2 separate regions of the Homo sapiens genome follow, and region 1 is linked to region 2. Evidence: read pairs that join two places in POLR2A ChIA-PET (ENCODE). Cell type or tissue: Caco-2. All regions are shown on one strand. Each heading gives the region's core, and the rest is flanking DNA. Links, peaks and the distances in the headings are about the cores only.

Region 1 (4,386 bases), core at 286-4,285, 1.1 Mb before region 2:
TCAGAGCCAAACCTTCCTCCTCCCCTGTTCTCAGCAGAAGGGATTGACTGTTTTTTTAAAAAGAACAGACAACATCAGAAGGGAACTGTCACATGCTGTGTCATCACAACTAGCCCCTCCCCTCAATACTCAGCCACTTCTTTTCCCCTTCTCTCCTAGTTGTAAAGGACAATCTCCTCCTCTAAAGCCACCTGTACTCTGCACTCCATCTCTTCCCATGTCCTCCAGGACTTTGTGATTCTCTATCATTCTCTCTCTCATCTTCCATCATTCCTTTTCACCTTGTTTATTCCCCAGAAGCATTTAAAACATGTTTAGGTCAGAACCATGGAAAAAAATAACCAGCCCTCCTTCAACCCCCACATACCCCTCCCATTACCCATCCTTTCTCTTTCCCTTGCTTTACAGCCAAATCTCAGAAGAGTTGTCCAGTATTACTGTCTCCATTTCCTTCTTATTCATACTCAATCTGGATTTTACCCTCAACATCCTACTGAAATTCTCACCATTAGGTTTCCATGTTTCCAAATCTAGTTGACATTTATTGGTCTTCACCCTATGTGATTTCTTCATAGCATTCAACACAATTTCAAACACTCACAGTGGACACAGTACACACACACACACACACACACACACACACACGCACTTTTATCTTAAAATGTCAGCTACAAATGAGCCAACAATGTTTAGTTGAATATACTGTATTTAAAAACCAATTTATTTATTGTAAGGCTATTAATATAATAATTATTCATTATTAATGTTATATATGTATTAGTGTAAATTATTTCTACTTTATGTTTCAATTTAGACCTTACACTGATTTTAAAAATTATATGCATAGGTAGGTTATATTATTTCTGAATTTCATTTCAGAAATTAGTAAAGAGATTTTCAGAAGACTTGTTAGAAGAAGTCAGTGATTGTGGATGGGACTGAGAATTTCTGCTTTAGTGGAGCCAACTCTCTCTTGGTTGAGACCAGGGAAGTGGCCCAGCACAAGAGAGCTTCTGCACTCCAAGAGCTAGCTTCATTGCTTTTGGAAAAGATTCAACGTGTCAAACAGCTAAATGATAACTTTCTCTCCTGAACTGATATGCGTGATTTTGGTGGTTCCTTAGTTCTTACATGGGCTACCTTGGTAGGGGGTATTTTTCATCTATTTGATTACTTCTTTGTAAAGTTAACTCTCTCAGCTTTATGCATGGGAGGACACAGAGGAGAAAAGTAAACCTCCAAGGACAAGATGCTTTTCACCTTGAAAATTGTTTGTCATGAATGTATTTACTGGCCATGGTTCTTTCTTTGGAAAATCCTTATAATGAACTCAAAATGGCAGGGCTGTATTTTGGTTATTGTTCCCAAGAAATGGTTTTTAGCCACTAGACCACTTTCTGCACTGGGTTTCTTGCCCCCTTGCCCTGTACCATAAGGCAGTCTGGTTGCTTCAGCAGGAAGGCTCGGCTGCATGGTAGTTGGGTGGTCTCTGAAGAGAGCTCCTTTTGTTTTCCTGATGGACCCAGGGCCAATGTGCCGCAGCCCTCGTGAAGCACAAAGTGCAAGGCTGTGGCTCCAAGATGGAGTGTTTCTCCCTCTGCCTTTAAGAGAACACGGGGGTCATAGATAGCATTGTACAGACGTGTACCTTGCCAGGGCTGCCAGGGGAATGCAGGCTCATGGGGAGGATTGAGGGGACAGAGATGTGTGTGTACAGATTAGTGTGCCATAGACTAAGCACAGCAGAGGCAAAGAATGCCATCTAAGCTCTTGTCGCTCGGAGTGTCCGAGGATCATCACCATACAGGTCACCCAGGAGCTTATTAGAAATGCACAGTCTCATGCCTCACCCCAGACCACAAATCAGAACCCGCATTCGAACCACATTCCTAGGTGACTCCCAGGCACATTATAATTCAAGAAGCTCTGCTGCTTTTACCTGCACCGAGGCCTCAGCCTTCAGACCACTCCAGGAAGCCACCTTTTCACATCCCCACACCCCCACCCGACACTCTGTCACCTGGATCTTGCCCATTTCCTCCCTGGCATGTCCCTTAGTCCCTTAGGTCTGCACATCTGCCCTTCCTCATTGGCCAGCTCTAGCACAGATCACTGTGTTCACCTTGGCAGTCCCAAGTCCTTGCACACTGCCTGCCTGAGAGCAGGCTCCAAGCTGAAGGCTTCTCGAGTCAGTGGACGAATGGATACGTGATCTACATGGCAGAAATAAAAGCCTGAAGTTTGCAGAAGGTTAGGTGTTTATTTGCACTGCTTTTATACTGTCTACCAGGTTAAAAAAAAAAAACAGAGACTCTTTTGAAGGCATAGATTTTAGATATCAACCTCAGACTGTGGCATTTGGGATTTCCAGAGCATGTCGTTGAGGCACTTTTGTACCCAGAGGCACATGGAATTTACCAGGCTGTGGAGATGATGTGCTCTCGGGATGCTGCTGCCAGTAGCCTGGTGAGGTAGGGAAGACAGCAGTGGACGCACAGTCAGGGCCCAGTACACAGCCCGCCTGCCTTTCGTGTGATTGTCCAGCAGGTGGCACCTGTTCCCTCCTGCCACCCACCTTATAATTGCTTCCCTCTTGAGCACCTTCAGCCAGAGGTGGGTGGGAAGGGGAGGACGTGCACTGGGTTCTGCTATGTGCCAGCATCTTTGGTATAAGGAGCCATTCCCTGGCCCAGGGCAGGCAGCCAGTACCCACCGGGGTTGGGGATCATTGGTGGGTCTCCATTGCCCATGCTCTCCCTGCCTCTCATTAGTAGGGAATCGATGGGCCCTTGTTATGCCAAGGCAATGCTAAAATCTCTGCTTTACCTGCCCCCTTCTCAGCAAGGCTCTCTGTGGGCCACAGCTGATGCTCCATCAGTGCCAATTTATGAGACAAGTTTCTGCCGCTCAGCCTTGGCACAGCAGATGGAAAATACCTGCAGGAAGAGCTTCCCCGGCATGGCCTTCCCTGCATCGGTCATGTGCCTAATGAGCTATCCTTGCAGTGGGCTCTTCTCCTGCTTTTCACTGAAGAACCCTTATGTGCTGCATAGACATGAGCTCATGAAACCTCCCTGGCGGGGGGGGGGCAGGGGCAGCCTCATCTGTGACATTCTCTCTGGGCAGCCTTCACTGGCCCTACTCTCTTCCTTCCATCAGAAGATGGCTTTGGGCCCAGGAGACTCATGAAGACCTCACCCTCTTTGTCTTCAAAGATGCTTTTTCTGTGGCAGATCAACCTGGTTCTGCAGAGGGTTGGGGGCTCAGCCGAGAACACCTGTTTCTTCACAGGGGAAGTAAGCTAGAGTCAGTAGGGAGCAGCAAGGATGGCCTGTGACTGGAGGACAGACGTCCTGTGGCCCCGGCGGTGCTCTTCCCTCTTGTGCTTTGGGGCAGCAGCATTTTAGGTTTGTAGCTTTGGTGGAAAAGTTGCTCCCCACTGTTTTGAAGTGTAATGCCCCATGAGGAGGAAGTTGGAGCCAGTGTGGTTTTCTGGGTCCTCTGCCAGAGGACATTTGGAGTCCCCAATATTTTTCCTCAGGACTGACTTCGTGAAGACAGTCCTTCAGCCCAGGCAGGGCTCAACTCTGACGCCCGGGGAGCTTTACTCCCTAGAGTGTTTTCTCTTGCTCTCCCCCTTGGGCTGATTTCTAAAGGGTCTGCTCTAGGCCTTCCTGGGAGTCATTCAAACTGAAGATGGAAAGGGTGAGAAGGCACAGTGGTTTAAAGGACGCTCATCGCCAGGTTAAAGGAGGGAAGGAAATTACACTTGTTCCCAAGCCAGGCTCACTAATGGCTCTGGAAAGGAGGTGACGTCACTCTCACAGGAGGATCCATTTGCAGGCTCTATGGTGACTTCTGACTTTCAGGGAAAATGTCTCCCCCACTCAGCAAGGATGAGGTGGAGCAGCTTCAGCCCAATCCCTCCATCCTCCCACCACCGGGCAAAGGACCAGGCACAGACTCCAGGCCGACTGCCTGATTTTCCTCCTCCCCAGGCCTCCTGCTGCTGCCCCAGGTGGAGGGAAGAGACCAGCCGCTGCTCACATGCTCCAGGGATGGCTCTGGGCAGAGCCGTTGCCTTCCCTCCCCTTCAGAGCCCTAGCTCTGCAAGAGCCTTGGGGAAGTAGCAAAAGGGAAGTTGTGGGGGTGGGGTGGGCAGGGATAAATCGAACCCACCACAGCACAAGCCTCTTCTGTACAAAAAGTGTGTGTATATCTCTGCAAATGTCACAATAGCATGATCTGCTCTTCTCTTAACGTACGGCACTTGTTTTTAAATCTACAAGTTGAAATCTCAGAGACCCAACTTTTTAGCTAGCTATGTATAATTGCAAATCCTGTTATATATGTGGAATATATGTAAATACATATACACATATGTGT
Region 2 (4,386 bases), core at 176-4,175:
GATGCTAGAAGACACTAGAATACAGGCTTCAAAATATGAAAGTAAAATTATTTTGGACCTAGAATTCTATATCCAGCTTAAGAATGAGAAAAATACATCTTCAACATCTTATGGTTGCAAAAAAGAAAGAAGGAAGAAAGGAAGAAAGGAAGAAAAAGAAAGAGAGAGACAGAGAAAGAAAGAAAGAAACAGAGAAAGAACCATAAAATAAGAAAAAAAACCATAATTTTCAGACAATCAAGGGTTCAGAATATTTACCTCACCCATACATTTTCTAAAGAATTTACCTGGGCTAGGCATGATAGCTCACGCCTATAATCCCAGCACCTTGGAGGGCCAAGATGGGACAATCACTTGAGCCCAAGGGTTCAAGACAAGCCTGGGCAATATAGTGAGACCCCCGTTTCTACAAAAAATAAGAAAATCAGCTGGACACAGTGGTGCATGCCTGTAGTCCTAGCTACTTAAGAGGCCGAGGTAGGAGGATTGCTTGGGCCTGAGAGGTTGAGGCTGCAGTGAGCCGAGATTGTGCCACTGCACTCCAGCCTGGGTGACAAAACAAGATCCTGTCTCAAAAAAAAAAAAATCTATATGTATATCTATATCTATCTATATCTATATATATCTATATCTATCTATCGATCTATCTATATACATAGAATCTATTTACATATATATAAATTTCCTGAGGATGTACTCCCTCAAAAGGAGGTGGGAGGGAAAAATTGGCAAAAACCAAGAAAGACAGAACTATGAATTATAGAAAAGTGTACAGCCAACCAGAATGTTGATGAAAAGAATTCCCTGGATAGGAAGTCTACTAAAAGTCTTGAAAGCAATTATAGAAAACTACTGAGTTTCAAGAAGATTGTCTTAAGGAGAACAAGTCTGAGAAATTAATAAAATTTCTACAGAGCTGGATGATATTTGGAATATAGTCAGAGAGATGTATGTTCTTTCTTCTACAAGAAAATATGGAAAGAATCAAAACTCATGGAAATAAAATTTGTACAAGAGCATTATTATATAAATAGAATACCAAAGGAAGATAAATTATTATATCAAAAATACACCTGTACTCATGTTTATTGCAGCACTAGTCACAATAGCAAAACCATGGAATCAACCTAATCGGCAACAGATAATTAGATAAAGACAATGTGGTGTATGTACACCATAGAATACTATGCAGCCATAAAAAGAATGAAATCATGTCTTTTGAACCAATGTGGATGGAGCTGGGGGCCATTATTCTAAGTGAACAAACTCAGAAACAGAATATCAGATACCGCGTATTCTCACTTGTAAGTGGGAGCTAAACAATGGGTACACGAGGACATAAAGACTAAAATAATAGACACTACCTGTAATACCAGCATTTTGGGAGGCTGAGGCAGGCAGATCACTTGAGGTCAGGAGTTGGAGACCAGCCTGGCCAACATGGTGAAACCCCATCTCTCCTAAAAATATAAAAATTAGCCAGCAGTGGTGGCAGGTGCCTGTAATCCCAGCTACTCAGGAGGCTAAGGCAGGAGAATCACTTGAAGCTGGGAGGCGGAGGTTGCAGTGAGCTGAGATCACTGCATTGCAGCCTGCCCAACAGAGCGAGACTCCATCTCAAAAAAAAAAAAAAAAATAGACACTGGGGACTCCAAATTGGGGGAGGGAGAGAGAGGTGAGGGTTAAAAAATTACCTATTGGTGCGGGGAGGAGCCAAGATGGCCGAATATGAACAGCTCCTGTCTACAGCTCCCAGCGTGAGCAACGAAGAAGACGGGTGATTTCAGCATTTCCATCTGAGGTACCGGGTTCATCTCACTAGGGAGTGCCAGACAGTGGGTGCAGGTCAGTGGGTGAGCGCACCATGCGCGAGCCCAAGCAGGGCGAGGCATTGCCTCACTTGGGAAGCGCAAGGGGTCAGGGAGTTCCCTGTCTGAGTCAAAGAAACGGGTGACGGACGGCACCTGGAAAATCGGGTCACTCCCACCCGAATACTGCGCGTTTCCGACGGGCTTAAAAAAACGGTGCACCACGAGATCATATCCCGCACCTGGCTCGGAGGGTCCTACGCCCACGGAGTCTCGCTGATTGCTAGCACAGCAGTCTGAGATCAAACTGCAAGGCGGCAGCGAGGCTGGGGGAGGGGCGCCCGCCATTGCCCAGGCTTGATTAGGTAAACAAAGCAGCCAGGAAGCTCGAACTGGGTGGAGCCCACCACAGCTCAAGGAGGCCTGCCTGCCTCTGTAGGCTCCACCTCTGGGGGCAGGGCACAGACAAACAAAAAGACAGCAGTAACCTCTGCAGACTTAAATGTCCCTGTCTGACAGCTTTGAAGAGAGCAGTGGTTCTCCCAGCACGCAGCTGGAGATCTGAGAAGGGGCAGACTGCCTCCTCAAGTGGGTCCCTGACCCCTGACCCCCGAGCAGCCTAACTGGGAGGCACCCCCCAGCAGGGGCACACTGACACCTCACACGGCAGGGTATTCCAACAGACCTGCAGCTGAGGGTCCTCTCTGTTAGAAGGAAAACTAACAAACAGAAAGGACATCCACAGGAAAAACCCATCTGCACATCACCATCATCAAAGACCAAAAGTAGATAAAAACCACAAAGATGGGGAAAAAACAGAACAGAAAAACTGGAAACTCTAAAAAGCAGAGCGCCTCTCCTCCTCCAAAGGAACGCAGTTCCTCACCAGCAACGGAACAAAGCTGGATGGAGAATGACTTTGACGAGCTGAGAGAAGAAGGCTTCAGACGATCAAATTACTCTGAGCTACGGGAGGACATTCAAACCAAAGGCAAAGAAGTTGAAAACTTTGAAAAAAATTTAGAAGAATGTATAACTAGAATAACCAATACAGAGAAGTGCTTAAAGTAGCTGATGGAGCTGAAAACCAAGGCTCGAGAACTACGTGAAGAATGCAGAAGCCTCAGGAGCCGATGCGATCAACTGGAAGAAAGGGTATCAGCGATGGAAGATGAAATGAATGAAATGAAGCGAGAAGGGAAGTCTAGAGAAAAAAGAATAAAAAGAAATGAGCAAAGCCTCCAAGAAATATGGGACTATGTGAAAAGACCAAATCTACGTCTGATTGGTGTACCTGAAAGTGATGGGGAGAATGGAACCAAGTTGGAAAACACTCTGCAGGATATTATCCAGGAGAACTTCCCCAATCTAGCAAGACAGGCCAACGTTCAGATTCAGGAAATACAGAGAACGCCACAAAGATACTCCTCGAGAAGAGCAACTCCAAGACACATAATTGTCAGATTCACCAAAGTTGAAATGAAGGAAAAAATGTTAAGGGCAGCCAGAGAGAAAGGTCGGGTTACCCTCAAAGGGAAGCCCATCAGACTAACAGCAGATCTCTCGGCAGAAACCCTACAAGCCAGAAGAGAGTAGGGGCCAATATTCAACACTCTTAAAGAAAAGAATTTTCAACCCAGAATTTCATATCCAGCCAAACTAAGCTTCATAAGTGAAGGAGAAATAAAATCCTTTACAGACAAGCAAATGCTGAGAGATTTTGTCACCACCAGGCCTGCCCTAAAAGAGCTCCTGAAGGAAGCACTAAACATGGAAAGGAACAACTGGTACCAGCCGCTGCAAAATCATGCCAAAATGTAAAGACCATCAAGACTAGGAAGAAATTGCATCAACTAACGAGCAAAATAACCAGCTAACATCATAATGACAGGATCAAATTCACACATAACAATATTAACTTTAAATGTAAATGGACTAAATGCTCCAATTAAAAGACACAGACTGGCAAATTGGATAAAGAGTCAAGACCCATCAGTGTGCTGTATTCAGGAAACCCATCTCACGTGCAGAGACACACATAGGCTCAAAATAAAAGGATGGAGGAAGATCTACCAAGCAAATGGAAAACAAAAAAAGGCAGGGGTTGCAATCCTAGTCTCTGATAAAACAGACTTTAAACCAACAAAGATCAAAAGAGACAAGGCCATTACATAATGGTAAAGGGATCAATTCAACAAGAAGAGCTAACTGTCCTAAATATATATGCACCTAATACAGGAGCACCCAGATTCATAAAGCAAGTCCTGAGTGACCTACAAAGAGACTTAGACTCCCACACATTAATAATGGGAGACTTTAACACCCCACTGTCAACATTAGACAGATCAACGAGACAGAAAGTCAACAAGGATACCCAGGAATTGAACTCAGCTCTGCACCAAGTGGACCTAATAGACATCTACAGAACTCTCCACCCCAAATCAACAGAATATACATTTTTTTCAGCACCACAACACACCTATTCCAAAATTGACCACATAGTTGGAAGTAAAGCTCTCCTCAGCAAATGTAAAAGAACAGAAATTATAACCAACTATCTCTCAGACCACAGTGCAAT

What was found. ChIA-PET counts read pairs that join two places held together with the same protein. Peaks named below come from ENCODE experiments on the same cell type or tissue, not always from the same donor. Only the 100,000 strongest peaks of a DNase experiment are listed, where the experiment ranks them.
Region 1: POLR2A ChIA-PET joins it to region 2 with 5 read pairs; 1 of 35 experiments calls an interaction of 5 or more read pairs at or near these places.

What each region holds. Positions count from the first base shown.
Region 1 is chr2:119,263,507-119,267,892 of GRCh38, reverse strand. STEAP3 (STEAP3 metalloreductase) reads right to left here. Exons shown (of 6, transcript NM_182915.3): 6 at 2,241-4,386. LOC105373581 (a long non-coding RNA gene) reads left to right here. Exons shown (of 2, transcript XR_001739666.3): 2 at 1-2,268. Among named protein-coding and RNA genes, the nearest start is that of STEAP3-AS1, 17 kb to the right of the region's middle. RefSeq lists a silencer at 2,470-2,569. In Caco-2, for the core only: a CTCF peak has its summit at 2,542 (motif pointing right); a DNase peak (open chromatin) is centred at 2,542.
Region 2 is chr2:118,140,339-118,144,724 of GRCh38, reverse strand. LOC124907879 (a long non-coding RNA gene) reads left to right here and starts at 1,696. Exons shown (of 2, transcript XR_007087211.1): 1 at 1,696-1,801. RefSeq lists an enhancer at 1,915-2,588. In Caco-2, for the core only: no CTCF peak of the experiment used is centred there; a DNase peak (open chromatin) is centred at 1,934; H3K4me3 peaks cover 911 bases.